Linked DNA regions of Homo sapiens: region 1 is linked to region 2. A link is an interaction called in ENCODE POLR2A ChIA-PET data of the cell type or tissue named here. Cell type or tissue: PC-3. All regions are shown on one strand. Links, peaks and the distances in the headings refer to the core of each region. The heading gives the core; the rest is flanking DNA. Region 1 has its middle 710 kb from the start of MIR4445. Region 2 has its middle 330 kb from the start of MIR4445.

Region 1 (16,863 bases), core at 8,874-11,373, 390 kb before region 2:
TTCTTGGTCAATCAGTTTTCTTATTTTGTAGCCTGTCTGATGCTTTAATAAAAGAGATCTCTCTTTTGTTTTAAAACAATGGCTGCAAAATATCTTTGTTTTTTACTGAGGTTAATTCTCAAACTAGTGGACGATGTTCTGATGGCCACAATGGTCTGTCTCCAAATAATCAAAATAGTTCTTTTATCTTTTAGTTTCTTTCTGTTTCTTCTTCAGAATCCGTCAAAAAACATGAACTGACAATACTCATTATGTTGCTTCAAATCGTCAAAGGCAGTTTGTCCTATACTAGCATAAACTAAAATATATGGCTAAGCTGTAGTGAGATTCAATATTTAGCATTCAAATGATTTTCGCAAATCAAAGGGAAGTATCACACTCAAAATCTCTTTGATATCTGTAAAGAGCATGGGAAGTTTCTTTACTGTTTTTTTCTTTTTGCTCAACACTTTAAATTCTTAAATTTTTCAAATATGTTTAATGACTTGCCTTTTAACGGATAAGCATTTTAAATGATGAACATATACAGGAAGCTCATGCCACTTTTAAATCCTTTCAAGTCCCGGGGGTATCACCATAGTAACTTGAGAGTACATTATGATTTTTAAACAAAAGCAAAGTGTCTTTTTTCAAATTCCCTCTTATGGTAAAGAGCTGCAGGGTAAGTGAGGCACAGAAATGGAGTGTGCTTGGCTTAGGTTCTGATGACTCTGGCTCCTGGAGATGTTAAAAATTCCATATGCACTGCCCTTGAGTGTTTGGCTAATCATAGAAAAATCAGAGTGAACTTCTTTGAGAATTATTAATGTATTTATTTTTGAACATTTAAAACATAGTAAAAATGTATGAATATTTATACAGAAATTGTCCTGGTATTAAATATTTGAGTAACTTAGAAACACACAGACACACACACACACACACACACACATATATATATAAAAAACATTAAAAATTTAAAACATTTGTATTGTGAATATTTGTTTTATTAGTAGGAAATATGTTTTAAAATTCTATACTCTAAATCTTATAACCGATATTCAAGATACAGTTCCTTTCTTCCTTATTCTTCATTAGATATGTAAGATATTAATAATATTAACTTACAATTCTTCATGATTTTAACATTTCAAAACATCCATGTTCTGAGATATTTTTGTATATATTCTAGAATGTTTCTGGCTCTCCTTCTTAAGATGTCCAGAACTAGAGGTATATGCCAGCTGCAAAATGATATAAGTCTGAAAGCTTTTGAAGACAATAATTCTTTTACGAAAGATACAGAAATCATTCTTTGTGAAGCAAGAATAAAATCATGCCCTTTATTCATTGTCAATGGACCTGTTCCTCCAGAATGCATTACTATCTTTTATCTAATAGCCTATTACAGACTGCAGAGCATGTAAAAGCAGTGATATTGCTCAGGGTCTAGAGATTTCATTTTTTTATTTCAATGCCATTATTAAATAACCCCTTAGATGGGAATTCAATACTGGCATGCTACATGATAAGCTATGTTAATAGCTCGTGTTATGCAAGAATTGAGCAATTATTTGAAACTTAATAGCAGGCCTGTGAAAATTTGTAATTGGACAGATTTCCATCCACTGTAATGTTATGTAGTTACCTTAGTGTTAGCAGATTAGGATGTGGTCTTTTGAAAAAAGCTCATGAAACAAGGCCAGGTTACTAAAGAGGGGATTTCTTTTATCCAGCTCTTTTGGGATGAAGTGGATAGAAACACTTGTGCTCTGTTTGAACAGAAGTTGTAGTGCTAGAATGAGATTTGCATAGCAGAAACTTGACAATTTTTAAGTTCTTTAGTTTTATACATATATGTGTCCCCAAGAAAGCAGGTTTTTTTTTTTAACAAAAAAAAGAGAGTCTTTGTAAAATGAAGAATGTTTTAAAATGTAAACACATAGTAAATAGGAAGGTTAATTTAAATTTGTTCACTGTTGCAGAAAAATAATATAAGGAATCAGAAATGAAGAAGGAAAAATAATCACCAGATGGTAGATTAGGTGTAATTATAATTAATGACGATGATGTTATTATATTCAGAAAGAAGTGATACAGGGAAACCACAGTGGCAAGAAAGAGTAATCATGAAAATTGTAAAACCTTGGCTGATCAGCAGGAGTCACATAGTTCTGTACTCCTTGAGTTGAAATAGATGGATCTTATAGCATTTCATAATTTAGTAATACTATCCTTTATTGTATACCAGTAAAAACAAGCAAAACCCTATCTAATAAATCACTGATCTAAAAATTAAATCAGAGATGGGATTTTGAAGTGGCTTTAACTTGAAATTCTAAGTATTTAAAGCAAAAGAAAATAAGGCAATGAACAAGAAAATTTATACGCTGGGAATGAGGAAAAAATGGAAAAGGAAATAATTTGTTATGGGGTATAAATTCATGGCTCCTGTATATGCATGTGGTAGCTGAATAAATGATGTCCCTGATATGGTTTGGCTGTGTCCCCATCTAAATCTCATCTTGAATTCCCACGTGTTGTGGGAGGGACCCAGTAGGAGGTAATTGAATCGTGGGGGCAGGTCTTTCCCATGCTGTTCTCATGATAGTGAATAAGTCTCACAAGATCTGATGGTTTCATTAGAGAGAGTTTCTCTGCACAAGCTCTCTCTTCGCTTGCTGCTATCCATGTAAGACGTGACTTGGTCCTCCTTGCCTTCAGTCATGATTGTGAGGCTTCCCCAGCCATGTGGAACTGTAAGTCCATTAAACCATTTTCTTCTATAAATTACGCAGTCTCGGGTATGCCTTTATCTGCAACGTGAAGACGAACTAATACACCTCCCCTTCCAATAATGTTTAAGTCCTAATCCTCAGAATCTGTAAATATGTTGTCTTACATGGTAAAAGAGAATTTGCAGATATAATTAATGATCTTGAGATAGGAAGATTATTCAGAATTATCTGGGTCAGCCAATGTATTATAATCACAAGCATCCTTATAAGAGGGAGACAGAAAGATCAAAACTGGAGAGAGACAATGTAAACACAGAAGTAGAGGTCAGAGAAAAGAGAAGATGCAACCCAGCTGGGTTTTAAAATTGAGGAGGGTCTGCGAGCCAGGGAACATAGTCAGGGTCCAGAAGCTGCAAAAGGCAAGAGACTGGATTCTCCCCTAGGGTCTGCACAACGAATGCAGGCCTGCCAACACCTTGATTTTCACCCACTGACACTGATTTGGACTTCTGATCTCCAGAACTGTAAGGTAATAATTCTTTGTTGTTTTAAGCAACTAAGTTGCTTGTAATTTGTTATAACACTAATAGAAATCAAATATAATGCAGGATCTCTGTATACTAAGAAGGTATACTATATGCTGTGTATATAATATTAGATTATAATATGAAGTTACTAAGCCTTGTGTCTTTGTAGTTGCAGTATATCTCCCTTAGAAGTCTTTATACCTGTTGCAAGGATGTAATCTATCTATCCTAATTCTTAGAAAGTGCCTTTCTTCTTTCTTCCTTTCTCAGCTTTCTGGTTAAAATATGCATATACATTCTTCCCAGGCATCATGGGCATGGAAACACGTCTATAGTCATGGCAATTTTAATTACTCAGATTTCACTGGCCCTTGTCTCTACTTTGGAAAGGCTCCACCTCCAAAATGATCCTGGGAGTATCCAGAGGTTGCTTTACATTTGCTTAAAAAACAACCCATTTCTGGGGGATTACACTGCTTTCTGGACACTGCAGTACTCCAAAGGGTATCTCCACCAGATTTTGTTGTGCTAGTGTATCCTCTTCTCTGTTACAAATACCACCTCATCCCCAAAACATTGTCACAATTCACAGGTAAATTTTTGAGGAATCAATTAATAGCTCTCCATTCTTAGTACTCTACTCTGCTAAATGAATTCCAGGCAGTGATCCCAATATCTGATAGTTTTTAGTGACACAGTTGTTTCATGTTTTATTTAGGTCCCCTCTGTTATCCATGGGATCCCAAAGTGAATCCAAATGGGAGATACCTGGGAAATCATTTGAATGTAGATGCCAGGCTGTCATCAGAATTGTCCCCTTGCCTTGACAACGAAGCGCTTGTATTCATTCTCTTTTCTCCATCTAGGAAGTCACGGCCAGCTTTGGCTGTTGCTTGAAGTTTCTGAAATCTCCTGAAAATCAACTCACAGGAGGTTTCCTCCACCTGTTCACCAGTGATGACATATTGCTTCTTGGACTTGGCATGGTTTCATGGTGACCTTCATTTTTATGCTTGTCTAAGCCTAATTTCTTTTTTTTTTTTTTTTTTTTGAGACGGAGTCCTGCTCTGTCGCCCAGGCTGGAGTGAAGCGGCGTGATTTCGGCTCACTGCAAGCTCCGCCTCCCGGGCTCACGCCATTCTCCTGCCTCAGCCTCCCGAGTAGCTGGGACTACAGGAACCCGCCACCACGCGTGGCTAATTTTTTGTATTTTTAGTAGAGACAGTGTTTCACTGTGTTAGCCAGGATGGTCTCGATCTCCTGACCTCGTGATCCTCCTGCCTTGGCCTCCCAAAGTGCTGGGATTACAGGCGTGAGCCACCACGCCCGGCCGCCTAAGCCTGATATTTTTAATGACCAAGGAGGGACTGTTTAGCATGCTTCCTCACGGTGTCAAGCCATGATTAAAACACTGATCTACTTGAAAAGATTGCTAGGTAAATAGTTCTTTGTCTGAAAAATAGAATCTATTTTAAGTCCTCAATTAGAGGTTTTGTTGTCACAATATAAAGGATCCAATCCACCTGTGAATGTTGTTTGCAAAGTTGTTGTCACCTGCAGGAATTGTAAGAAGTGTTTATTCACCCCAACAGGCGAGGTGGATTTAAGATCTGCCCTGATTAGGTGGAGCCTCAGTAAATAGCTAGAAATGCTGTGGCCATGGTGGTTGGTAAATGAGGAGTGCCATCAGTGCTTTCCATCCCTGTGACTGAGTAATGGGCTCATTAAAAATGATAATTTCAACTTTGAACTAATAATTGAACAATTTTAACTAATAATTCGAGCTTTATATCATTGTTCAAATGTGTTGTTAAAACCTGAAAACAAACAATAGTGATTCCACCCTTTACTCAAGAAATTTCTATCTGCTCAGCAAGAACATGATCCTCTGATAACAGCTCTGCCTTCATATCATTACTCTGTTGATGCGTAACAAATTTACCCTAATATGAACATTTTAAAACAACAAAACATTTTTATCTCACACAGTTTCTGAAGGCCAGGAATCTGGGAGCAGCATAGCTGGATGATTCTGAGTTTCCCCTGAACTTGTAATAAACTTGTTTCCTGGGGCACCACTCACCTGAAGAGATGACTGGGGATAGGGGGTCGGTTTCCAAACTCACTCCCATGGCCGTCGGCAGGAGACTACATTTCCTTGCCAATTGAGCCTCTTCTTTTGGCTGTTCCTGACTTGGCAGCTGGCTTCCAACAAAGTAGGAGAGGGATAGAGAGAAAAACTCATACTAGTACTTCCACTCATTACATTTATTAGAAGCAAATTACTAAGTCCAGCCCATAGGCAAACAGGAAAAACTTATATAAGGACATGATTACCAGGAGATAGTGACCCTTGGGGGCCATCTTGGGTGATGCTACCAGTCACCAATTTGCTGACTTTAACTTGAACAAAGCACTATGCCTCTTGGATCCTTTGGTTTCTCTTGTTACAATTTTAGAGATTTTACTATATAATGCTTTCTATATCTATCTGAGCTCTTAAAAGTGATAATACACTAAAGAATGATTAGATACTAGAGAACTTAGATAGAAACATCCTCAGTGAGTGGCAGAGTTTAACTTTATTATCTACAACCCAGTTTCCCAATGTGACTGTTAATATTTTTTTACATCTGAGACATCCTTCAAAGATATTTTATTACAATGATCACTAGCAACTGTAATTGTAATTAATTAGCATAGACTATTTTGGCATTCACTATTTAAGGATCATTTCTGAGATTTCCTCATCTTACCACTAAGGAAATTAATTAAGATCCAGAATGTTTCCTATGTTGTTTCCAGTCACAAGGCTAATTATTGAAGTTTATCTTTATAAAATATCTTATGCAATATGACTAGTTTTGCTAAAGAAACAAAATAAATAACATGTATTCAGAACTTACTATATATCTAGCACTCTTCTAAGTGCTTTTAATTCTCCTAACAATCCTAGCGAGGTAAAACCAAAATGATATGCTTTGATTACATATATATAACACACTGGCACAGTCAGGATTTGATACCACGCAGTCAGGCTCCAAACCATAGGCTCTCAACCTCTATTCTGCTTGCATAGAGGGGCGACAGAACTTACACATGATTCAAAACAAATTTGGGGAAAAGACCAGGATGAGGATGCCACTTACTTGTACAATCACATACCCTGGGAATTGTAATCATGGCAGGGGTTGTAGTGGTTCCACAATGGCTCGACACTTCTTTAAGCCTATTCACACTCAAAATCTTCAAGAAAATAAAGATAAAGAGGCTCAGTGCATGAAATCTAATTTAGCATTTTGAGTACATCAGACATGCTTAAACTCCAGGAAGTCCATGTGAACCCCAGTTTCTTAGTTTCATGTCAAACTCAGTAATTTTACGTTCCAAAAGCACCAGGTTTTCCTGTTGCTGTAGTGCCTGTTAAATATGATGATCTCATCTTTTGTCCACCCATGTTAGGAGGAAGCTGTGGGATAAAATGAAATGGTAGCTAGGTATGAGCTGACAAACACTATTCTCAGTAAATACCAATTATTTCTCTTGTTTTTGTTTTCAGAGTGAATCACATGCTAGAGATTCCCTGGAATAGCTTATGATGAGGTACACAGGATGACTAAAACTTCTCTTAAGGCTTTTTTCCAGTATTTGATCTATTTTGTTGCTATACTCAACAATTCACAGAAAATTCTGGGTATATTTGCTGGCTGCTTCCGTGAAAACAGCATGGAAAACATAGCTATTATCTAATGCTTTGAAGAAATAGCCATTTGAGTTAGAATTCAACACTGAACATTTTTGTCAATTTTGACATTTAAAACAAATTAATACAAGAAGTAGCATAATTTTTTGTATTGAGTATGATTGACCAGATGAAATACAGAAAATCCAGTTAAATTTGAATTTCAGATATACCACAAATAAAATATTTAGCATAAAATGTTTGGGATATACCTATACTAAAAAGTAGTCATTGCCTATCTAAAATTCAAATTTAACTGGCATTTGTATTTTTACTTTCTAAATCTGGAAATTTTAATTTTGAGGCTTCAAGAAGAATTGAGAATGTTCTTGCCCATTATGGTTTTTGGGTCTGCTGGTCTCATTCCTTAGGACTCCACTTTAAACTATAAACTAAGTAACAGCTGGCCCTCCATATCTTATGAGAAGAAGCAGAGACTTTGAGATTAGACGGTCCTAGTTCCACCCTAGCTCTGTTGTTTACTATATGCATGATCAGAGGCAAAGTACTTGAGGTGTCTATATTTCATTTTTCATACTGGAATTACAGGGATGACGACACCCACCTCAGACTATTCTTCTGAGGATCTAATGTATCTAAAGTTCTTGAAGTTTTCGTGTATAACAGCCCCGGAATAGGTTTTCATTACTGCTTCTGTCTTTCTTGTTGCTGTAAAATAATATGTGGCTTGAATTCTTTAAGCCTTCCTGCATATGAGTATAAATGATATTAAATTAACAATTAATTTCATCAGTTGTTTCCTTACCTGAGTAATAGTTTTGACCCAGTCTCTGGATTTTTTTCTATACAGTTTTGGAAATCTCAGGGTTTGTCTCGCATATTCTTGTAAATGCTTCTTCATATTTTCCAATTCCAGCTTAGTTTTTTACCTGCTGATTATGAAGCATTTTAACAAGAATCATTACCTTCTGTCTCTGCAGCTTCTAATATCCTTGAGGCTGTCAATATTTTTACACAGAGTATTAATCCCTTATTCTTCCAAAGGTGTAAAGGCTTGGTGAGGTACAAAAGTATACTACATTTACTCCATGCTCAGTACACCAGGACCAAACCATATTCTGATATTAGTGGGACAATTCTGCTCTGCCTCTTATCATTTGGGGTATGTGAAGGGCTGTTGTTTTGGTTCTCATATTTCAGAGTTTTTCTTGTAAAATAACAATTTGTGGGGCCCAAACCTCCTCACATAAGCCTATTTTCCTTCCTTCCTTCTTTCCTTCCTTCCTTCCTTCCTTCCTTCTTTCCTTCCCTCCCTCCCCTCCCCTCCCCTCCCCCTCAGTTCCTTCCTCCCTCCCTTCCTTCCTTCCTCCCTTCCTCCCTCCCTTCCTTCCTTCCTTCCGTCCTTCCTTCCATCCTTCCTTCCTATAAAGATGAAGTCTGGAAAATACTGAGTTACCCTGAAGATAAGAAGATTAACGAACAGAGGAAAACAAAACACATAGCAAGCTATTCTTTCCATCCAGAATACACTGTACATTTACCTATAACCACTTTACTCATTCAGTATTCAATGGATTCAATGTAGAAGTCAATGTAGATGTAGAATGAAAGCTAGGCAAAAGAAGCTCAAAAAGTTTATCAAAATTGCATAGTATTTACCAGAAGGAAATTAGACAAATTACTGTACAAATTTAAAACTGCATAGAAGAACTTGGAGGGAATATTATGCAATAATTATGGTTTCTTTTTGGTTCATTTTTATGTGAACAGTAGTGTCTGTAAGTTCTGCTTTTGGTGTAAAGTTATCCAGATCCTTTGTCTATAAAGTAACAGGACTTAATGACATGGTATGCTGGGAAATGCCAGAACTAAGAATCAAAGCAATTTTTATTTTAGTTATATAAAATCCAAGGTGTGACAATGGCAAAAGCATCAAACTGTGTATCAACCAAGCGGAACTGCTTGAAGACTTCCCAATGTAGCTGACTGCTTCTTGCTACTGTACAATTTCCTGCAAAGCTCTTTTTTCTTTGTCTTCATAAAATGTTCTTATTCTTCCCAGGAACCATCATTCTTCTGCCTAAGTGTCCCTTGTCTTTCTCACTCAGAAACAACATTTTTACAGCCTATGCTCCCTGCAAATATTTCTTCAATTGCATATGCCACTTGCTATTTTAATTATTTTTTTTTTGCATGTCTCTCTCATCTCCTTGGAGGTAGGAGCCATATGCTATTCATCTCTGTGTTACCAATGTCCCCTTAGCACAGAACTTAGTGCATAGCATTTCTCAACAAAAGCTTGGCAAATTGAACATAGCAAGATCATTGTCTACAAAATAAGAAATACACATTTGGATTATTTCATTCTATCGCATGTATTATTCTCAATTATTAAGCATTTCTAAAGCTCTAAGAAATTATAAAAAGGCTACAGAGATGTGAGTAATTTGATATAGCAGGAGTTGAAAGATATTAATCTTCTGGAATCTAGGTACTCATTCAGATGCTGATATGTATCTTTAATTTTGTTATCATGCCCAGAGTCCAGATGGATTTTTATTAGTTCATCAAACAATGCAGCAGACTTGACTTGTATTTAAATCCTTCTAATTAGTATAATCTTAAAATAAAACAAATCAAATTGCTGAATGGGCCTGAATATTTATTTATGACTTTTTTTAGTGCTTAATCAATTTAAATGAAATAAAAGAGCAATGTATTTTTCTATGATCTGATGCATAACTTCTTGATAACACCAGCTGATATTACAGACTTTGCCTAATCTTCTGAGTTCCATACAGCATCTTTACTTGACCCAAATAAAGATTCATTTATAGGAAATTTTCATGGATTTTACCCCAAAATCAAACACTTTTTTGTTTCTAGATCAGAACTTGGTTTGTGTGTAATATACGTGATTGTGTAATTGAATTTTAGTTAATCTGACACTTTCTGTTCTTTTGATTACAGGCTCTAGTCCAGAGGGTTTTCTGAAAAAACACTTTTCTACAAATTGGCAGTAAAGATGAATAGTGAGTATGTTTTAAGCATTTACACATGCAACATTGTTCTAGGCACTTTGCATTTAATTCTTACAACCTTCTTTGAGATAGGAGCTATCTTCACTTTACAGGTCTGGTAGCTCTAGGAGGAGTATACATCCAGATCTTATTCTCTTAAAAGAATAAGTTCTAGTCAGCTGTGGGATGGGCACGCATTATTGCCAAAAGTTGTGATTAATATTTACTAATTGAGTAAATTAAGTTTTACAGGCACCAAGTTTACGCAGAGGAACTCATGATCAATTTAGGTGAGGTACTGCCATTGAACTCGAAGCAAAGTCATGTCCAAGGCCACAGCTCATGTGTTTATTCACACTCTGGCCACAAGGGGGAGATTGTTAAAGGTAAAGGAACGTGCGCTTGCTCTTTTCCACTGTCAAGTGTCTTTTCCTTCGAAATGTGTGCCTTGATTTACAGTGATGCCTGGCCTGGGGTTTAACCTTGCTACAACTTTTCCAGCGTGTTACAAAGGTCTTCCTGTGGCTCTGTGCTCTTTATGCCTAATTACATCACTGGTTGGCACATTTCATGAAAATAAGATAGCTTTAGAGAGAACGTTTCCAGGGTGGATACTCAAAAACATCATAATCATCTAATACAACACAATTCAGCTACTCTTAAATGATATGCCTTCTTTTTCAGTGGCTCTTTCCTATAGTGTCCTGGCAAATTCTCTAAAGCTACAAAATGGATAGGTCAAGAACTTTAGCTCACAGCAAAGGGGAATTTGATCATCAACATAAAATTGGATAAAGGATGCAGTGTGGAACTAAGGGGCTGAAATTATAGTTTTCCCTACTTAAGATAATTATGCCACATGCGTTCATTTAATTTAATAACTATATTATACTGTGGATTAAAAGCATATGCCACAGTAAAAGTTTTGAAGAAAGCATTATAGAAAATAGAAAATTGACTCATTTAATAAACTTCTAATGAGCCTAAAAACTCATCTTAGGCAGCTGTAGAAACTTAAGGGTTTAATGTAATCTTTTTCTTGAGTTTCTTTTTTTTAATATTTGAAGTACTAATGTAGGTCATCCTATATGGGCCTATTGAGGTTTCATCTTTCCATGAACGGTTTTACGAACCAGATGGGAGAAGCAACTAAAAAATTATTATCATGAAAACTTAGATTTTTGTTTGTATGTTTGCATGTGTGTTCAACATTCTATTTTAAGATTTGTAACATAGTATGATCAGTATAGTATTATATAGTATAATACTATATTATAATATAGTATAATATACATTATATTATTATACCGTAATCCACAATATAATAATATAGTCATTAAACTAAATGAGTGCATTTGGCATAATTATCTTAAGTAGAGAAAACTATAATTTCAGCTACTTGGTTCCAGACTGCATTCTTTATTCAATTTTATGTTGAAGATCAAATTCCCAATAATGAATATTATCCTTGAATATTATCCTCTATACTGACATGAGAACAAAATGTATTTATTTTTCAAGTGACATTTATTAAAATCCTATGGACATTTATAAAATCATTGACATAGGCCAGTCATTGATCCAGGCACTTGGGCTACATCACTAAGCACAAGAGCCCCCAGTCACTAGCACTTGGAAACCAGCATTCTAGTGGAGAAATAGAAAAAAAATTACTAAGTAAATTTTATGGTATGTTAATATATATACATTACTAAAAAACAGATCAAAGAAGATTGAGAATGCCAGGAAGAATTGAAATTGCATCAGAGAAGACCTCCCTGAGAGGGTGAAATTTGAACAAAGACTTGTAGCAGCTGAGAGAGTGCACCTTGCAGATATCTGGAGCAGAGGGACAGGCACTCCATACAGAGGCAGCCACTCTGTTACCTTAGGAAAGTAGAAAGGCTACCTTAGGAAAAACAGATGTATGACTTAATCCGATTTCAGTTTTTGAAAGATGCATTTTGTTTTTGTTAATGTGTGTTTAAGTGTATGTTGGGATGACTAGAAAATCTAGGCTTTCTAAAACAGATGATAGTAACTACTACCATGATGATAACAGTGAACTTTGAATTTATTTTGAAAGTTAATCCAAATGAATATCCTGAGAGACTGGATGAAAGAAAGAGAGGAATCAGAAATGCCCCCAAGTTGCTTGCCCTGAGCAGCTGGAAGGATGAAGATGTCTTCAAATGGTATAAAGAAGACTGCAGGTGGAGTGAGAGCAAGTGAGTGGTGGGGAGAGGAAGAAGTTCACTTATCGACAGGACAAATTTGAGATATTCATTAGACATCTCAGTGGCAGTTGGTTATAACCCTCTTTTCCCATAAAGAATAACAGCCCCTGGCTCAAGGGCCACCCTCCCCCTCTCTCATCTATGGCAGCCATACCTAATCTAAAAGGCCTTTATTCCTGCTGACATGATGCAAGTCAGACCTTTTTTAACACACAGACTTAGATAGCCAATACTACCTGGCTGAAGTTTCAGAGTCACAGTAACACAATTGATTTCCTTGCTAGGCTACATGTAAAGGTGGCCAAATTCTTCCTAGTCATCTCATTGTAGTCAAATATTTCCTCAAATTAGATACTGTATCCATTCTTAGGTAGGGTAGTCATGCCACAAAAGCCAGGTCATTCCAACAGATAACATATTTTCCTGCAAAATAACTATGGTTTTCTGTATTTTTCTAAGATAGGAAGGAGCCATGTACTGTCTCAGAAACCGGTTTCAGGCTTACCTGACAGCAAACTTTTCCCAAATTGCTTTGTAGCTGTCAATCTACTCTCAATGGCAACTTAATTTTTTTTTAATTGGTAGGGTGCGAGAAAGTAGAACAGCAGGCATATCTGACGTGAGTGAAGACTACCCTTCTAATTGTCTAATGAGAAAACACTTCATTAGCATGAGGAGGACAGAGGTCTGAATCTTTTTTAACAATTAAATCTCTGCATCTTGCATGTTATTCCTCCAAGAGAATTAACATATTCTCTCTAGCATCTACTAGAATTTAACAAAGAGTCAGTGAGATTTCACAAGAAATTATTTCCTTGACACCTAGATGCCTGGGAGTACTTAATAAATAATTGAAATAACATTCAAAGAACGTATACTAAAAATACAACAGTTCTTCATTTCAAGAGATGTGTATTGAGTGTGTCCAGACTTTTGTTCTGTTAAAGAAAAATGTTTAACATTTTTTTTGAGAGTGGCAATAACCCATTTGGTAATAAGAGACAAGAAATGTGTGTGTAATTTATGCTGGTTAGTAGATTGCCTTTGTTTGTCTGGCTTGTGGCACATAAACAGATGTCAAGAGAGAGTCTCTGTGCATTAATCTGAGTATGGAAACTGCTGACATAGCAGCTAATATAGCTGTATTATCCATCTACATGCTTGTTCTTTCCTGGTTTATACAGTAGGGCTTTTTGTCTGAATATAAATCAATAGAAAGGGAACTTTAGAGCTATTTAAAATTCTAGCCACTTGCACTAAAACATGAACCCCTTTGGTTATGTAATACTTCCACACATTTACTCATTTAGCAAAACCACAACTGTCTTCCTTTCCATCATCCTGAATTTGTGGGTCCGAAAGAACGCACTTAAAAATACATTTCCAAAAAAGTCATACATTCTTTAAAAAAGGTAACTATTTTACAAACAGCAAATTATTAAGAAATTCTTTACTGGTAAAAAGATGATTTTAATAGAGTTTACCTATTAAAGCCTATAAGAAATAGCATGCTTCTTTTTCAAGCTACAGCCATGTCGAATTGTACAACTTTCCACTGAAGCTTACATGTGCTACAGAATGCAAAAATGCTACACTTTGTGAAGTACTTGAGGAATTTGTGCTTACTGGTTTCTCCAATTAGCAATTTTTTTTGGTGTACTCTTTTTTAAAAATTTTATTTTAAGTTCCGGGGTACATGTGCAGGTTTGTTACCTAGGTAAATGTGTGCCGTGGTGGTTTATAATAAAGTAATAGAAATGAAAATGTTTTGTTTTGTTTTGTTTTTATGAGACAGAGTCTTGCTCTGTCACCCAGGCTGGATTGCAGTCATGCAAACTCAGCTCACTGCAACTTCCACCTCCCGGGTTCAAGCGATTCTCTTGCCTCAGCCTCCCAAGTAGCTGGAATTACAGGCGCCCACTACCACACTCAGCTAATTTTTTGTATTTTTAGTAGAGACGGGGTTTCTCTATGTTGGCCAGGCTGGTCTCGAGCTCCTGACCTCAAGTGATCTCTCTGCTTCGGCTTCCCAAAGTGCTGGGATTACAGGCGTGAGCCACTGCACCTGGCCTGAAAACGTTCTTAAGATAAATGATGAAGTGTAAAATAAGATTCCTGTTGTTTAGGATTCTCCAGCTTGATAACTTTTTTTTGTACACACACCGTGGAAAAAAGTTGGCAGAAAATAAGTCAGGAAACAAAATATAAATTTACTTATACTAAGTTTGACCTATATGACCACAGCTTTTCCATTGCCATGTTGCAAGACTGATGAGTATATATTTATTCAAATAATCATTCTCTCTTTCCAAATAACCCCATTGTGCTGTTTCTGCTTTTTTGTTGTTGTTATTAGAATTACCTTGATATCATGCAGCGTGCTTTCTTAAATAACCTCACTGGTAAGAATGATTTATTTTCTGAGGGTGGCTTTGAGAAGCTGCTCAGTCACTTAAGGGTGGCTAGTGATAAGATGAAATGATCAATGTGATTAATATTAATTGGGACAAAATAATACAGTGATTCTTAAAGTGTGATTCCCCAGATTAACAGCCTCAGGATACCATGGGGCTCTCATTCAGACCCAGAGTGCTCTGTCTACCCTCAGAGTTTCTGATCATTTCGTTGAGGGTGGGACCTGAAAACGTACTTTTCTAAAAAGTTTCCAGGTGATACTGATGTGGTCTGGAGACCACATTTTGAGAACCACTGAAAGAATATGGGATCTTAAAATTATTATCCTGAATTCTTTTATTATTTTAAACTGCTTTTGAAGGCAATTTCAAAGAGTTCTTAAAAGTCAGTATTATTAGGAAAAGTTTAAAACCTCTTGAAGTTATTCTTTTTATAGGAAAATATTCTGTAAATTATTTTGCCTTGGTTTGTAAACAAAGCACCCCAGGGCTTTATCGCTAGCCCTGGAATGCCAGATTAACACAGCCTGGAAGGAACCAGGGTTATAGAATGGGAATACTTAGTGTCACGTCTGCCCAGCCACTTTTTCTCTGGTATCACAAGAATGGGGACAGATGATTTTGAGTTCAGCTTTCTAACCTCCAGAATGTTGCTAGAAGCTTAACGTGCATCTTTATTTTTCTATCCAAGAAAAAAAAATAAATCTGAATTAAATTTAAACATTCAACTAAGTTAAATTTGGGAGATCTGATTCTTAGGAATTGTTAAAAATCTGATCATGTGGCTTAACTATATGAAATTCTTCAAAGGACCTCCCCCTATTGGGGATTGTGTGTCTTCCCTGTGAGATACTGAGTTCCATGAGACCAGAAATCATTTCTGTCAGGAGAATTGTTGTGTATTTAGGGATTCAAATGGTACGTAGAACAGAATAGGCACCCTGTGAATTTATTTTGGATATTGGAGTCCAAGATCTTTGATACATAATGCTTTTCATGTTCTGTTCCTTTCTTAGTCTTCTCTCTATCTCTTATCACACTATACTTTGAATCATACAGAAATACTGATTTTGCTTGGCCTTTCTGAAAAGTGTCATGATCTTTGTCACCGACACAGAACCAAATGACACTATTTTTAATATTTGTTGACAAATGCTGTCATAGTCTTTGGAATACTAAGGTAGAATCAGGCCTGATTTAGTAATTTGCTACTGGGTCCTGAAGACAGGTTAGTATTTTGTCTGCATATTTAGTTTAAATGAATTATTAATTAGCAGAAATAATAACTGTTTTAGATGTAACAACAGATCATTTCATAAATCTCTCAGGTAGCCCTAATGGGAATAGTTAGTAATAGCCAGTTGTGTGGGTTTTAATCTAATCAAAATTGGATGTGTGGGGGACCGGGGCAAAAAGAATTTCTGTGACATTTTCATGGCCCTTGAGGAATTTCACATTCCATTTGAAAGTCAGTATTATCTTTAAACCTCTTAACTTGAATATGTTTTACTTGTTTTGGTTAGAAAGGGTAAAGTAGAGGTTTTTGATTTTGAAATTCTAAACTATCAGCAAGCAGTTTGAGTCCTTCAAACTGTAATTCATATCTTAAATCCCTAGTCTCCAGTACCTCAGAATATGGCTGTATTGGGAGATAAGTTTTTTTAAAGAGGTGATCAAGTTAAAATGAGGCCATTAGAGTGGGTCTAAAAATCTGAATGGTATCCTTGTAAGAAGAGATTTGGACATAGACATGTAGAGAGAGAAGACAATGAGAAGACAGGTAGAAGAGGAAAAAATGGTCATCTACAAGCCAAGGAGAAAGGTCATAGAAAAAAAAAATAACCCTGCTGATTCCTTGCTCTCAGACTTTTAGCTTCCACAATCATGAGAAAATAAATTTTTGTTGTTTAAGCCACCCAATCTGTGATACTTTGTTATGACAGCCCTAGCAAAATTAATACATAGACTATATCTCGGTTTAATTAAGTCAAAAAGTGTGAGATACAGTGTATTACAATAAGCAAAAGGGAGAAATAGAACATCATATTGAATAATATTCTAAGTTACAAGCATAGGTTAGGCCTGCTAAAGAGCAAAATATAGGGACCCATGGACATAGAGTCAAGAGGACTTAGAAGTCTGCTTTCGTAAACATTGACTAAATGACTGCAGTCAATTAACCTCATAGCCCACCTTCCAGTAATCACACGTGGATAACTGCAAGTGATGTGTAAAATAACAACAC
Region 2 (16,863 bases), core at 8,227-10,726:
GAATATTATCACAAGTCTAGTCTTTACATATATAATATACATTCCATGCTTTCTTGTGACATATCCCTATAAATGATAATTACATTTCTCAACAGAAAATGGGGAAAGAATTTAATATGATAGTTGTAGTAAGAATATTCTGCCCATGACAGGATTTAGGAATAAGCAAATGGCACAATAAGAATTACCTTCAAATGAGAAAGAGAAGAGAGAGAGAGAGATTTGTTTAAAGCAGTTTCATAACTTAAGTACAATATTTATTTTTGTTCCCAATTTTCTTTCTTTGCTGAGAAAAGTAAGCAAACAAACCTTAAATGACCAGTGGAGAAGAAACAATCTTCAGTTTCCTCTCTTTTGCTTTCAGAAGGGTAGGGGAGTGCAAAGAAAGGCAAAAAATTATTAATGTTGAAAACTTGTTCTTTCTTCTTTTTGATAATAGCCAATCTAATAAGTGTGAGGTAATATGTTATTGTGGTTGTGATTTGCATGATCTGACAGTTAGAAATGTTGAACATCTTTTCATATATTTATTGGCCATTTGTATGTCTTCTTTTGAGAATGTCTGTTCAAGCCCTTTGTGTACATTTAACAGGGTCAGTTTCTTGTTATTAAGTAGTTTGAGTTCCTTGTATATTTTCAGTATTAGCCCCTGATCCAGTGAATTATTTGCAAATATTTTTTCCCAATTTGTAGACTGTCTTTTCACTCTATTAATTGTTTCCTTTGCTGTACAGAAGCATTTTAGTTTGATGTAATCCCATTTGGTATTGTAAACTAGTAGCCATATTGAAAAACAGTACGGAAGTTCTTCAAAAAGCTAAAAGTAGGATTAACATATGATCCAGCAATCCCACTATTGGGCATATACCCAAAAAGATTGAAATAAGTATGCCAAAGAGATGTCTACACTCCCATGTTCATTGCAGCATTATTCACTATAACCAAGATAAAGAAAAATCTGAAATGTCTATCAATGGATGAATTGATTTTTAAAATGTTGTATAGACACAGTAGAATACTATTCCGCTTTTAAATACAGCAGACTCTAACATTTGCAACAACACTGATGAACCTAGAGGACATAACTTTAAGTGAAATAAGCCACACATGGAAAGACAAATACTGTATAATGCCACTTATATGTGGAAATTTAAAAAGCCAAACTCTTAGAAGTAGAGAGTAAAATGGTGGTTACAAGAGGCTGGGGTAGGTCCCGAAGGGAAAGTGGATGGGGAAAAGGGAGACTTTGGTCAACGGGTACAAAATTACAGTTTGATAAGAAGAATAAGTTCTGGTGTTCTGTTGCACAGCAAGGTGACTATGGTTAATAATAATGTATTGTATATTTCAAAACAGCTAAACGAGAGGATTTTAAATGTTCTTACCACAAAGAAATAGTAAATTTTTGAAGTAATAGATATGCTAATTTCCCTTATTTGATCATTCTGCAATGCATACATATATCAAAATTAGCATTGTACTCCATAGTACATACAATTATAATTTGTCAAAAAAAGTAAAACTTTAAAAAAAATTAAATACATCAATATTAACAGAAAAGGAGATTTCCACACCTGAAAATAGCTAATATAATATCATATAGTACAAATATAATGTTCAAATCAAGAAATAAAACTGGTGCATTCTGTGAGGTCAGTATGCAGAGCCTCTGGAGTTTTGCTTTGCTGATTTTTTTGTTTTGTTTGTGTGCAACGCTCTTTATCTTTGTTTCTTTGTATAATGAGTCCGAGTGACAACCATGTAGAGGAGAAGACTAAGAATATGAGAGATGATCATTTCCTAAGAATAGTGAAAGGACCGTGGATTTTTTTGTAAGAAGAATTAGGACATGTGCCAGCCATAGTCAAGTTGCTGTAGTGAGAGTTTCCAATTGCTTTGTGTGCCAGCAATTCATTTCCTCAATAATTACTTAATGAGTACCTATGTATACGAAGCACTCTGCTAATCACCAGACATGAGTTGGAGCTTTTTTCTCTTGGGTCTTGCATGGATAAGGTGTGATCATTTTATAATCACTTCTCTTCTTGGGGAAACAATAGCAAGTCTTCATAAATAATACCCAGTGATGAGTGGAGTTGATATATCTTATTACAGAAAGATGTGGAAAGTCAATTAGCAAGTTTCTCTAATACAAGCAGAGAAAGAAAGCTAAGAGGTTAGAGATTTTGAATCAAAGTGTTTTTTTCTATTTGTTTTAGGAGAGGATGCTGTGAACAATTATATTGCGGGAGGAAAGAAATCTAGATAAGAACAAGAAAGCAGTTCCTTACATCTATGGGGATTAAAAGCCAACTAATGCTATTTGCTCATTGTTCTGACATTTAGAACCGGAATCTCTTACCAAGGATACTTTTCTTTGTTCATGCTTTTAGAATGATCTCTAATCATTTCTGGGTTTTGCTGTCTCTTAACAATGAAATTAATTAAAACAGCAATAATATATGTAATCATAACAAATGCGTTAACTATAATTTATTAAACAACCTCTATGTTACAGGAATTGGTTTATTTGTACTTTTTTGAGGTAAGCAACCCTCTGAGGTAACAATTTCCTTCATTTTTACAAATAAAAAAATTAAACTTCAGCGATGTGAGCTGCTTTTACTGAAAGTCACATAGATACTTTTGAGTCTGGCTGGGCCATTTACTAAGTCTCTGCTGAGGCCAAAACTTTTGATCTTTTCCAAGCAGTCAGACAAAAAATACAATCATTTATATCGAGCCGGGGAGGAGGGAGCAGAATTTGCTTGTAAGTGCATTAAAAGGTAACACTGCCTATCTTTGAGAAGGAAAAGTGGGATGAAAACATGTTTTCCAATTTATAGTGTGTACTTTTTTGTACATTTGAATTTTATGACATGTTCATGTAAAAAAAAAAATAGCATAAATGCTAAGCTGCCTCCCGAATTATTTTCTTTCTGTCCTTAGTGGTGCTAAGACAATCTAAGGGAAAGGACTTTCAGTCCATGCTCACCAAGTTTTAGAGGCATATTGGAAGGTTGGTGGATTGACAAGGTAATGGTAGTTCTCATGACAGAATGAAAACACTGTGACAGAAATGATGAAGAGAAAGAATGTCAGCACCTAGCCTCCACCTCCAACCTGTGCAATTTCTTTCTAGAAAATTACTTTCTGCTAAAACCTTGAATTTGTTTTTTATTTTAATACTGGAGATGATACATTTATAGATGTTTATTCAAAAGAGAAAATAGTGTTCTATAACAATCCTGATCTAGGATAAAAGGGAGTGTGTTAACACAAACATATCTCAGCAAGTTATAAATACGATTTTCTAACAATTAAAACTGTTTATAGGTGGGGTACCTTCAAATACTCAACTCCTTATTAATGTACTCAAATTAAAATAAGAAGAAATCTGATAGCTAAGCAAAAACTAAAACTGATGCCACTACCAAATGTTGACAAAGTTTAAGTGGAACTTACCTACTCACAGATGATTGCATGCTCACAAGGGTAAATTGGTTTAACCACTTTAAAAAGTAAAGTTGGCAAATGCATCAAGAGCCATACAAATTGTTCCTAGACTTTTACTTAGTAATCCTACTTCTAAAATTTTTTCCTTGGAAATTACAATATTTCCATGTCAACTGTGAAAAATATATTTTTAAGGATATGTAGTTGAACTTATAGAATCTTATCACAAATTTTATTTTCATACTAAAATAAAAATATAATTAAATCCCAATGAATGAAAAGAATATCAGCAGTATTTCATGACATAGTATGAAAGACCAGTTTTTACTATTTTAAAAAGCAAGTTTATTCACAATTTAATAGGTACTGTGTTTAGCACTGACCTGATAATATTCTCATGTTTTCTAATTATATTAATTGTAGCTCACTTAACAACAAATTAACTTCCAAAACCATAATATTTTCACTAGGATCCCAAATGTCAATAACTTTTATATTATTTCTAACTATATTACCCTCTTTGTACTATTGCCAGGCATTAACACATTTTCACACATCTACCTTTTGAAAATATGCTTACAAATTATCTTTTAATTTTATACTCATTCATGCAAATGCAGCTACTTATTTAAAATTTCACAACTTTGAATAGTATGTAATAATATACTCTATGTGACATTAAAGCACCAAATATGAACATAAATTTCAAAGATTAAAAAATGCATATACACACACATGGGCGCACACACACACACACACACACACACACACACACACACACAGTTGGCCCTTCATATCCATGGGTTTCACATACACAGATTCAAACAACCATAGAATCTATGACTCCACTGGACCATTGAGTCATCAGCCTTTGTTGGGATAAGACTTTCACTCAAGGATAAGCATTGTAAGAAATGGTGTTTTTAATTTTTTAAGAACAGGATCCTCTCTTATTTTGTATACTATTGCTGATTATGTCGGCCAGCTTTGAAAAAATTTTGTCTAATATTGGAAGTTTACTTCTAAATTCTGAAGTGCTACAGAAAGAATGGACTATTGTGAAACATGAGCTTTAGCTAATTACCATATAGCAACGTACTGTTAAGTGAGAAAGCAGAAAAGAAAGCTGTATACATACCACAATAGCAACAAAGTAAACCATACCTATGAAACAAAGTCTAGAAGGAAATAAATACAAACTATAAAAGCAATGATGGGGCACTGGCATCATAAGTCAGTGGTTTTTCTTCTGTTTTCCAAAGCTTTCTTCTAAGAAGAATGTAGCTGGACCTTCTCTTTATATCCAGTGTGAGTCTCCCTTTTAAATAAGTGTGTTTAGATCATTTGCATTTAATGTGATTATTGATTTCCTTATGTTTAAATCTATCAGCCTGTAATTTGTTTTTATATCTCTCATCTGCTCTTTGTTCTCTTTTCTCTTTTTCTGCCCTTTGAATTAACTGATCATATTCAATAATTCTATTCTCTCTCCTTTATTGGGTTATTAGTTATAACTTTTGTGTTATTTTAGTGCTTGCTTTCAGATATATAATTTACATCTTTTACTTGTATGTAACAGCCTATCTCCAAGGGATATAATACCATTTCAGATCCAATATAACAAACTAATGAGAGTATTCTTCCATCTCCTTGCTTTAGGACTAATGTCATACATTTTACTTCTTCATATGGCTTAAACCTCACAAAACACTGTTATTAATTTTGTTGTAAGAAAAACTTATCTTTTAAAAAGCTTTAAATAATAGACAAAAATAATATTACCCATATAATCATCATATAGGTAATGTGGGACAGCTAGCTGGACAAACATTGCTGAAGTATGATTGCATCTATATAGAATCTAAGACCTAGAAAACCTTGTTGTCCACGCACTTGCATCTAGAATTCCCACTTCAGAAAGCAAATGCCAAAATACAAAGCAATATGTTTTTATATATATTTATATATATAAATATATAATGTGTATATAATATATATTATAATGTATAATATAATGTAATGTGTATATAATATAAATGTGTATATAATATTTATATACATGTGTTTATATGTGTGTATATATAATATATAATAAAATATATAATAAATATATGTGCATATATAATATATACATATGTGTATATATATAAACATATTGCTTTGTATTTTATATTTATATGTATATGTATATATATAAACACACACATATATATTGTTCATATATCATAAAGAAGATGAGTTGTGAAACTTTGTTTTTTACTTCTATTTGAAATTAGCCTTACTAGACTTATATTAATTTTATGACATAATAAAAATGAATATAATATACCTTTGGTTCAAAAACAATTAAAAATAATGATTTTAAGTTTATGGAAAGTATAAAAGTGTTTAGGGTACAAAAAATAAGTGGAAAGAGGAAGAATAAAAATATGTTATATGGCCATAATTACTATTATGTTAAAAATTAAAAGCAATCTTTAAGAAATTATGTTATATTCAAAATCAGGCAATATCACTTTACAGAGCTGCTGCAGACAGAGAGGGAGTGGAGTGGGGTGGGACACTAGATTAAACAAAAAACATGACCCATTTTTCAAATACCTCAAATCCTAAAGAGGAAATTATTTCTCCTGACATAAAATATCTAAAATGTTCCCTTTTGCCCCTGCTGCACGCACACACAAAATACTAATTGAGAAGAAAATAAAATGGCGAAAGGCAGGGAGCCCTGAGGTTAGAAGACGGCTATAGAATTAAGTGGATAAGCAGGCATTCTTAGGCAGTACAGCATCCTAGAAAATGTAGTCAAGGGAGTGCACTTTAATTAATTGAATAGAGACTTATTTGAGTAAACTTCAATTATACAGTGTTCAATGACTAAGAATAAAACCTTAAAATATTATTTCTAATAAACATTGGCTGGGCATGGTGGCTCACATCTGTAATCCCAGCACTTTGGAAGGCAGAGGTGGGCAGATAACTTAAGGTCAGGAGTTTGAGATCAGCCTGGTCAACAGGGTGAAACCCTGTCTCTGCTGAAAATACAAAAATTAGCCAGGTGTGGTGGTACGTGCCTGTAATCTTAGCTACTTGGGAGACTAAGGCAAGAGAATCACTTGAACCCGTGAGGCAGAGGTTGCAGTGAGCCGAGATCGCACCACTGCACTCCAGCCAGAGCGACAGAGTGAGACTCCATTAAGGAAGGAAGGGAGGATGGAAGGAAGGGAGGAAGGAAGGAAGGAAGGAAGGAAGGAAGGAGGGAAGGAGGGAAGGAGGGAAGGGGAAAAGAAAAACAAGAAAGAAAGAAAGAAAAAGAAAGAGAAAGAAAGAAGGAAGGAAGGAAGGAAGGAAGGAAGGAAGGAAGGAAGGAAAGAAAGAAAGAAAGAGGAAAAAAGTTAACATCACAGCATAAACCAGCATGATAAACAAATGATGGGAAGCATATCAAGGAGGTTCAGTAAAATTTGAAGGAATTCAGGATGAGTTGTAACAGTGATTACTTTCTTAGAGACAGGTCATGAGTTATTTCTATCTGTTTTTAGGTAGTGAGAACTAAAAGTTTATAGCAGACTCTTTTATGTATTCTTCAAAGTATATAAGGTGTGTTGTACCAATGTAATCTTCATAATAATATGGGATCTGTTCATACATGGAATCATCCCCGGGTCTGTGTTCAGTTATTTGCAATAAATTCATTTGCTGTTTTTAAAGTCCACGTTAAAGTAGCCTTTCATGTTAGTTTAGAAAGTTACTTTCTTGCTGGACCAAAATGGGATCCGTGAAAACAAGAACAAGAACATGTTGCATCCGTGAAAACAAGAACAGTGGGACAAAACAGGTAAGTTTTTTTTATGGAATGTTGCTTTAACAAGATTAATTTCTGTTAAATATAACAAAAAATAGGATACAGTCCAAAATGTGAATAGGATTTGTCTTTGAAAGAAGAGCTTTTGAATGTTTTTAATCCTAATATTTATGGTTCCCCAAATATTTGTAACAGTTAAGTTTGATATGAAAAATAACATCTTTGAAAGTTGCACACTTCCCAAACCTAATAAGGAGATTATATGGGATATCTTTAAACTTTCTCTTGGTGTCTAGGAGCCATCCTTGTGAATTTCAGTCCACCTTCTCTGGAAGAGTGGCCCTTCTGTTAGGATAACTGAAATGTGTAAGACACCATTTATACGTTTACAGACATCCCCTAGGATGCTGTGAGTTTTCTATCTTCTTCCTCAGTTATAGCTGAGACGACCCATGTGGCAACTTCTGGTGTTATCTTCTAATTTGGTATTTGGTATATGAGGTACCATCAATTGAAAGTCAATTGACAATGAGTACTAGAGCTAGTCAATCTTCTTAAAGCACCTTATTTTTCACATAACTCTAATTCATTAATATTTTCACTGAGGTATGTGAATATATACATATGTATTCCCAGAAAACTATTTTTCCAGAGCTAAGGTCTCTCTCTCCCTCTCTCTATCTCTCTCTTCCCCTCCCTCCTTCTCTCTCTCTTCCTCTTGCCCTCTCTCCCTCCTTTCTCCTTTTTTTTTTTTTTTTTTTTTTTGAGACAGAGTTTTGCTCTGTCGCCCAGGCTGGAGTGCAGTGGTGTGATCTCGGCTCACTGCAGCCTCTGCCTCCCGGTTTCCAGCAATTCTCCTGCCTCAGTCTCCTGGGTAGCTTGGATTACAGGCATACACCACCATGCCCGGCTAATTTTTGTATTTTTAGTAGAGACGGAGTTTCACCATGTTGGCCAGGCTGGTCTCAAACTCCTGACCTCAGGTGATCCACCTGCCTCTGCCTCTCAAAAGTTCTGGGATCACAGGCATGAGCCACTGCGCCCGGCCTTCTCTCTCTTTTCTACCTCCTTCCTTACTCTACCTCTCTTCATATTTTCTTTCCTTCTTATTTGAGAGGACAGTTCTGACTACAGAAAGAAAAAGCTTATGTTTGTCCGAAACAAAAGAGAAACGTTATTCTAATTACCTTAAAGTATCAATATTCCTTTACCCTAATCCTGACTGATGAACCGTTAACTATGGGACACAGCATTTCAGACACTCACATCCAAGAGCCTATCTATGAATTTGGGGTAGCGAACAATACAAGGTTTGTAGCATTTTTTTCCTAAATGTATTGGCCAGTTGTTCTCACTGTGCTGGGAATCCTGAGAAGCAGTATTTTGTTTGTTTTGTTGTTGTTGTTGTTGTTTTGTTGTTTTGTTTTTTATTTTTTCTCTGCCAGTGTGCTGACCTGCTGGTAGGTACTGAAGACCAACATTAATTCATAGGAACTGACATTTAGTTCAAGGGCCTTTCAGAGTTCAGAAGCATTTAGAAAAGCATCAGTGAAAGCAACTTACATACCTACCCTTACTGGAGATACAGTCCCCACTAGCTCAGAGGTGCTGAATACCTCCTAGTGAATTGTCTTCCCATGTCATTGATGACTGGTTAACTCAGATTCTCCCTTTGCTTTCCATCTTCCATTCATTTAATCATTAAGGCAGAGTACTGGGCTTTGGGGGTATTTTCTTTTTAATTATAAAACTACTGTCTCCAAAAAAATGATCAAAATACTGAAAATTGAAAATCAATATGATAAACACTCACTAAGCACATACAAAAAAATTATTGTTAATTGCATTTTAGTGCATTTTTCTGGCATTGTTTTGTCTCTTATTTTTCCTTCTTTTAACTTTAATGTTCTCAGAATTTGTAAGCATACATGATTGCATTTTCTCATAGCACTTCTTTTACATAGAATAACATGTGATTAAGAGAAAGAATGGTAGTATTGTGTTTTAGTTCTCAACAGGAGGTATATCAGAATGACTAGGAAGATTTTTCAAAAACATTATTTCTCACACAAAGATATGCTTTGATGGAAAGGGAACAGGGGAAGGGGAGGGCATGATTGGTGCCTGTGCCTTCTAACTGAAATTCCCAAGTGACTCATACCCTGTCTCATAACTCAGGAGTGTGACTAAAAGAAACTCAACCTCTGAATGAGGAAACCTAGGTTTTAGTCAGAGCCCCAGCATTCTTTATGTATTTATTCATTCAACTAATACCAAGTGAGTGTTTTCTCGGGCTGCACTGGGCTAGGCTCTACGCTTCAAGTGTTAAAGAAGACAGACAAGTTCTCTGACCTCCTGGAGCTTAAAGTTTAGTTGATGTGACAAGCATTAAACAGATAACCATCTTAACATTAATTTAATTTCTGAATAACATTTTTTTTACCCAGTGTGCTGTGAAAACCTTAGCTATGTGATCCTAGGGAGTTAACCTAACCTCTATGCCTCAGTTTCAGCATCTGCAAGATGGCATAATTCAGACTTGACAAATGACCTTACTAGACTGATGGTAGAAAGATTTAGAAATAATAGTTGTAAATGTGGTGTGAAAAAATATAATGTGTTAAATAAATATTATGATTGCCATCAGTTAGAAAGATTAAAAAATATATGCACACACAAATAATCCATATCTTCCCTTCTAGTTAACATATATATTCTGGTGACACCATCATCAAAATGAAGGAAGATATGATATATCCAACTAGCTTCAGTGATTTCCTCAGTAGATGTGGAATAAGTTAAAGTAATTGTTAATTGATGACTAGGTACAAACATTTCTGCTTATCTATCACTGTTAACAAACTGCACCAAACTTCAGTGGCTTAATAGAGGTTAAGAATTCAGAAAAGACTCATCTGAGAGATTCTTATCTTCGCAAAAGACTGTAACATCAATTGCAGTCACTCAATGGTATTCAGGTGGCGGCTGGGCTAGTGCGGGTTGCGGGGTGAGCAGAGGAAGGGAATGCGTAAGCCGGGCAGCTTGCAAGGAGAGCTGGACGACCAGACTCAGTGGGCCCTTTTCCCCTCCACATAGCCACAGGCGCTCTTTATGTGGTCACCATGTTTTGCTTCTCACATGGAAGATCAGGGCTCCTAGAGTGAGAGTCCCAAGAAACTGAAAGTAGCAATTGCCGATATATTAAAGCCTGGGCCTGGAAATAAGCATGTTTCCCTTCCACTGTATTATACCAAAGCAAATACAAAGTCCACCCAAATTCAAGGGAAGGAAAAATCAATCTCATTTCTCTATGGGAGGAAGGTCAAATAATTTTCAGGCATCTTTAATCTGCTATGCAAATACTGGTAAACATCAACTCTTGCTTAATTCTTTTCTCCACTGGCCTCAGCCCCCATTCATCCATCTTTGTTTCCACAACATGTACAGTGTCAAGTAAACTCCTCATTTTATATAAGATTTATAACAAAGAGAGGAAACGGGGGAAAAATTATTCCCTGCAGGCCCCTTAAAGACGTGACTGAAGAGAGAAACTTGCAACAACTCCCTAAACCAACCAGCGTAAGTACATTCAACCCACAAGCTTGGGGAAGGAGTAAGAGCGTCACTTGCATTGAACTTCTCTTTCCTCTATTGGGAACAAAATATTATTTTGTTTTTCATCTGATAATTTATTAACAAAGAGAAAAACAAAAAATAAAGCCCTAAGTGCCTCCTCTCTGATGTTCAGATCCTGACAGTTAAATAGATTTCTAACAGTGTGCTTGTAATGATCAAATGGCAAGTGAACTTAGAGGTCTTAAGGAGTTAATTATGATAGAATTTAAACTGTAGTATATTTTTACTTTCTATATAAGATGTACCTAAAATTATACTTTACCCTAAAGGAAAAAAACGTGGCATAAAAAAAAGAGCATTTGGAGTCAGATACGCCTTAGTTTGAGAAGCATTCCTGGCACATAGGAAGGGTAAGACTAGCAACATCACAGCTGAGTTTCCATTTCTTCAACACCATTGTTGCTGAAGAAATCAGGTGTGAAATATGTCTATATAAGGACTAACACAGTAGATTTCCAAGAAATATTTGCCAAAGAAATGAATAAAATCCACATCATCAAAGTAACCATCCGAAAAGTAAGATTTGATTCAGAAAGGGATGACCTCTAAGAAAACCGAAGAGGCGAAGTAACATTTATTAAACACCAACTATGAGCTAGGCATTGTGCAAGTTACTGAGGATAAAGACGAAAACACAGACTTTCCTCTCAGAGAAAAGCATGTAACTTAGAAGCTAAATGCAAGGAAGAAAACAATGTTTTTTGGAAATGCAGAGTGTGTGCATACAGCCTGTGGGTCCCAGAGGGGAACAGGCGAGCTGGGCCTTGGGTGAATTTTTAATAATGAGTAGGGATAAATCAAGTAAAAAACAGAGGGCAATGGGGAGAGGCAGGCATAAAAATTATTATGGAAAAAGGCAAATGAGCCCATTAAATGTGCTTTAGATTAGGTCTGAGAAGTAGGGGGGAACAGGCCAGGCATGGTGGCTCACGCCTGTAATCCCAGCACTTTGGGAGGCTGAAGCAGGCAGATTGCTTGAGGCCAGGAGTTTGAGACCAGCATGGCCAACATGGTGAAACCCATCTCTACTAAAATTACAAAAACCAGCTGGGCGTGGTGTTGCATGCCTGTAATTCCAACTACTCGGGAGGCTGAGGCATGACAATTGCTTGAACCCAGGAGGCGGAGGTTGAAGTGAGCTGAGATCACACCACTGCACTCCAGCCTGGGCAACAGAGCGAGACTCTGTCAAAAAAACAAAAAAAAAAAAAGCGGGGGGGGGGAACAATCCAGTAGGTCCGTATTCCTTTTTAACCTGGCAAGGAGCCCAGTTCCAGGCACATAGTAGGTACTCACAAACTCATTAAAGGCAAGGCAGGAAAGGAGAATGTGGGGTACATGATGAGTTTTGTACTCTATTCTAAAGACTTCAGATGTTATGCTGAAACCCACAGGGATGTGTTGAATGATTTTAAATAAGAGCAATGTGATCATATTTCTCTTTCCCAACCATTCATCTCACAACACTCTAGGAAGAGAAAGGAGATCTATAAACATACAGGTGGGGAAATGGTTAAGCATTAACCTATTAATGTAGATTACCTATTAATGTAATCTACCTCTGGAGGGTTGCAAAACTTTCACAAAAATTAAAGCAGGTTTAATGTTCTCTGACTGTTTCATCTGAATCAGAGACTCTCATGCTCCCTTCCATAGCTGCCTTGAGTGTGAAATTTAGACACAGGCCAAAATACCAGTCAACTCACAGTATATTTCTATTGACCAGCCTGGGTGCTTTCTTGACTAATAAAACTCTTTCCTGATGAAATGACAATTCAGCTCCTGAGCAAGTCTTTGCTGTAAGAATATGTGTGAAGCACAGACCAATAGAAAATGTCTTGTTTTGTGGGACCTATTTTTTTCCCATGTCTTTTCAGCTTCTTTTTGGATTTTGCTCTGAGCACTGAATATCGGTAACCTCTCACACTAAAAGTTCAATCAAAGAAAACACTAGTTTGCACATGAGTCACACTATGGCAATATGGCATTATCTGCTTGAGGCCGTAAGATTGTAGACGAAAGGTGGATTGAACATCAAGCCACTAGTATATCTATCTGGCTGTCAGGCAGAAAAGGGCAAGTGGTCAGTTGGATGAAATGACTTACAAGCCTCCCTTACAAAGTCAAATACGTATCTAAGGATGGTCAGAAAATAAGCACAACCCCTACAGCCTTACCTCTGTTGTTCACTCACTCGATTTACATTCATTCGTACAATATCTCTTGAGAATCTATTTTACCATAGGCCCTAAGCTGGATGTGAGAAGTGAAAGGGTGAGCTAGATACAGACAGGCCCTGTTTTTGACTCAGTGCCTCAAGGCAATTTAGAGTTAAGCCAAATTTCCCATGGTTTCTGAAATGTACTCTAATTAGTTCTGTTCCCACACTTGGTTTGTGCCCTCATTCTCAGGATAAATATTTCTATCCTTCAAGGATTTACTCTTAATCTATCTCTTCTATAAATCATCCTTATTATTCTGACTCCAAATAATTTCTTTGTCTTATAGCTGTTTTACAAATGTTAGCCCCCAATCATGTAATGTGCTAATCCATGACTGACTAATTACCTGAAAGAATAAATACAGATACAGATATGCTGATATATAGATATCACAGAATAACATGTGGTTTTCCAAGCTTTCATTTGCGACACAAATAAAGATGAGTATTTACAATTGATAATGTATTTGAAACGCCTTCAGCAGGACTGAACAACTAGTTCATATGGACTTCACCAAAGATGACCTAAAAGTGATTGTTTATCCTTCAGGTCAGAATCCATTTAGGAACAATGACTAGATATGTTCCATGTTCAATAGGAAGATAATATTCGTGACTGAATGTGACAAGTGACATTTTTCAACTGTGAATCTTTAAAAGTTGGCATATAAAGAAATGAAGAAAAGAAAAGAAATTCTACTGCTTATCATCCTCTAAAGAACACATAAATCTGTCACAGAGGAGAGCAACAGAATTGTTCTCTACCCTCCAGCTGAAATATTTCAGAAACAGGAGATTAAAATTTTATTAGATCCTCAGTACTATGCCTGGGAGATAGTTTTCTGTGGATTTTATGAACAATTTGCCAGCAGAGTCAGGTTTAGGGAAGAGTCTCAAAACTTTATCCTTCATTATTATCAGTAAACTACTAAACACAAAACAGGAAGTAAAGGCAAATAGGACATGAAAGTCTCAATAAATATTGAGACTTTTACAGTGTTAAAATGTTTACTTCCTCATCTCAGCTCTCCATCCACTATCTGAAACTCCCACCCCACCCCCACAAAATCTATAAAAGATTTCTTCACTTCTTCACTTACACTGCACGGGGTAAGATTTTCAAATTCTTTTATATCCAAACATCAAAAGAATTGCTTTATTTCTACATTGCACTGTCACATAAATACTCAAAAGGAAAAAAGAGAGTTATTTTCCTTTAAGTACCTCATTCCCCCCAATCCATTAATAGTTGAACAGGGCGCATGTTTGATTGTTATCAAAAGGTCAGATATTATGGAGGCATATTATGATGTATATGCTTGTAAACATTTTCATTTAATCCAAACATTTGTAATCACAAAAAATGCTTTTGTCCACAACTATTAATTAATTCAACTATTTTGTAACCTGTCTCTGAAAAACAGTCCAAATTATTATCATTTCTAACTACAACTCAAGGAAATTTTATGTTCTACATCACACAACCAAAAAACTTTCTAATTTTGACCATATTTAGAAATAAAAGTTTATTTTAAATTATAAATTAAATATAAGAAGTACTTAAGACTGTTTAAAAGGTATGTCAGTAACTATAATACAATAGTGTTAGTGTCCTTATAAGAGACATCAGAGAGCTTGCTCTCTCTCTCTCCCTCTCCTTGCACACACCAAGGAAAGGTCACATAAGGACATAGCAAGAAGGTGGCCATACGCAAACCAGGAAGAGAGCCCTTAACCTAAATCAAATCAGCTGAAACCCTGATCTTGGACTTCTAGCCTCCAGAACTGTGAGAAAATAAATTCGCTTTTTAAGTCACCTAGTCTGTGGCATTTTGTTATGGAAGCTCGAGCAGACGACGACAGGCCCCGTAGTTCCTTTATTCCAGTGAAGTGACAGCAGCCCTTGGAGAGTGACACAGTATTGAAAGACTAATTCCTCCAGAAACTGGAAGAGTGCTAACAGCTGTCACCTCTCAGACCTCTCAAAAAAATTGCCTTTGATTGGAGGAATCTGCTTCAACTAGGGTTCTCTTTCCTTCCTAGGGTAGCTCTCATTCTGACCACAACATGGGCTAAGTAATTTGACCCCCACTTCAGAGCAACCTGTGATGTTTGCTAAAACCTTCACTGAGGCTGCATTGGGATTGAACTTCCCTCAGCAAATTCTGCCTCTTTTCCATCTCTTCCACAGGTATTGATTATAAAAGCATGTAATAATAAACTTATTTTTCTAGACTTACCTTCATGTCAGCATCTGCTTTCTAGAGAAGCCAATCTACAGCTCCACCTCATTAGAATTACTTTTAATTTTTTTGGTATAGTTTAAAGTGGATTTCCAAAAAATATAATAAACACAGCCTGATCCAAAGGATGAGAAGGAAAACCTTGAAAATTTTACTGAGCACCTGTAATGTGCCTGCATTCTAGTTTATGGTTCTTTCGTATGTGTTATCAATTCTTTCCTTCCTGATGTTTATAGTACCAATATATTCATATCATTCTCCAGGAACACCATCAAATTAAAATACACTCATTGTTAACAAATTTTATGTAATGAAAAGAAAACAATGCTCATTTTAAAGAGAAAACTGGTTTATAATTGTTTCGAGAAAGCTGACTGTGCGATGCCTATTCTTGTGTCCCCTGCTTTGCTCATTCACTTGCTTTCTTCTTATTCTTTATTACATTACAGTCTTTGCCAACCCCCCTTCAATGCTCAACTCAAGTCTCAAATTCTTTATGAAATATCTGTCCACTCCTATTTCCTTTATCTGTAGAGTTTGTGCATGCTATTCAATTAACTCACTGAAAGCTTTTGAGTTCTACAGCTTATATCTCCAAAGGTCTCACAAGCTTTTTAGAGACAGAGAGTATGTATTGTTGTCCTTTAAATCCCTTAATGAGCCCAGTGCCTCACACATCACCTACTGGAAAAAGAGACAAAGGGAGATATGAAACTCTTCTTTGCAGTTTTTCAGAGAAAATCAGAGGTAATCTTTACATGAAAAATGTCTAAATTATCTTCTACCTGAAGAACAGGGGGAGCATTTCAACTCATAATTACACAGATAAATAATCAATATCAATACCCTTCATCTATATTAATATTGAAGAGTGAAGTTTAGAGGTAAATGGTAATACTCAAGCATTACTTAGATACTCTACAGGTTAAACACAAATGGATCTAGTAAATAAAGATGGGCTGGTTTAATTTTTGGTATTAATTCAATAAATAATTATTACACACTCACAATATTCTAGAAATCAGGGATATGAAACTCATTTCTCTCCAATCAAAGCAACATCATTTTTTTTACTAGTTCCATTGAACAAGTAAGAACAGGCAACCCACATGGCATTGGCCAACCAGCCTGATGAAAGGAAGGCACATTTTCAAAAGTCACAGATCCAAATTCATTAAAAAAAATTCTCAGAGTATTAGTTCATAGAACATATTTTTTAAAAAACTTGCACCATTTATTAAGCATTTACTGTGTAGGAAGTACTGCCATATGCTTTACGTACATTGCCTCATTTAGTCCTTAATAAAAACCTATAATTGTACATTTTGCAAAGGAGGAATTTGAGAATCTAAAAGTTTATCAGACAGCTTAAATAATTTTCTCAATATTACATTAAGGTATCGTCTGATTCCCAAAACTCTGCTCTTAACTATTACACTGCACCGCACTCAGGAAATGAATGTTGATGCTATTTTTCTACCACAGGTCAATAAAAACAACTG

The links. ChIA-PET counts read pairs that join two places held together with the same protein. Peaks named below come from ENCODE experiments on the same cell type or tissue, not always from the same donor. Only the 100,000 strongest peaks of a DNase experiment are listed, where the experiment ranks them.
Region 1: POLR2A ChIA-PET joins it to region 2 with 5 read pairs; 2 of 35 experiments call an interaction of 5 or more read pairs at or near these places.

The regions. Positions count from the first base shown.
Region 1 is chr3:110,308,190-110,325,052 of GRCh38, reverse strand. No RefSeq gene overlaps it. Among named protein-coding and RNA genes, the nearest start is that of MIR4445, 710 kb to the right of the region's middle. In PC-3, for the core only: a CTCF peak has its summit at 10,333 (motif pointing right); a DNase peak (open chromatin) is centred at 10,332.
Region 2 is chr3:109,919,958-109,936,820 of GRCh38, reverse strand. No RefSeq gene overlaps it. Among named protein-coding and RNA genes, the nearest start is that of MIR4445, 330 kb to the right of the region's middle. RefSeq lists an enhancer at 9,087-10,286. In PC-3, for the core only: no CTCF peak of the experiment used is centred there; a DNase peak (open chromatin) is centred at 9,450; H3K27ac peaks cover 2,188 bases.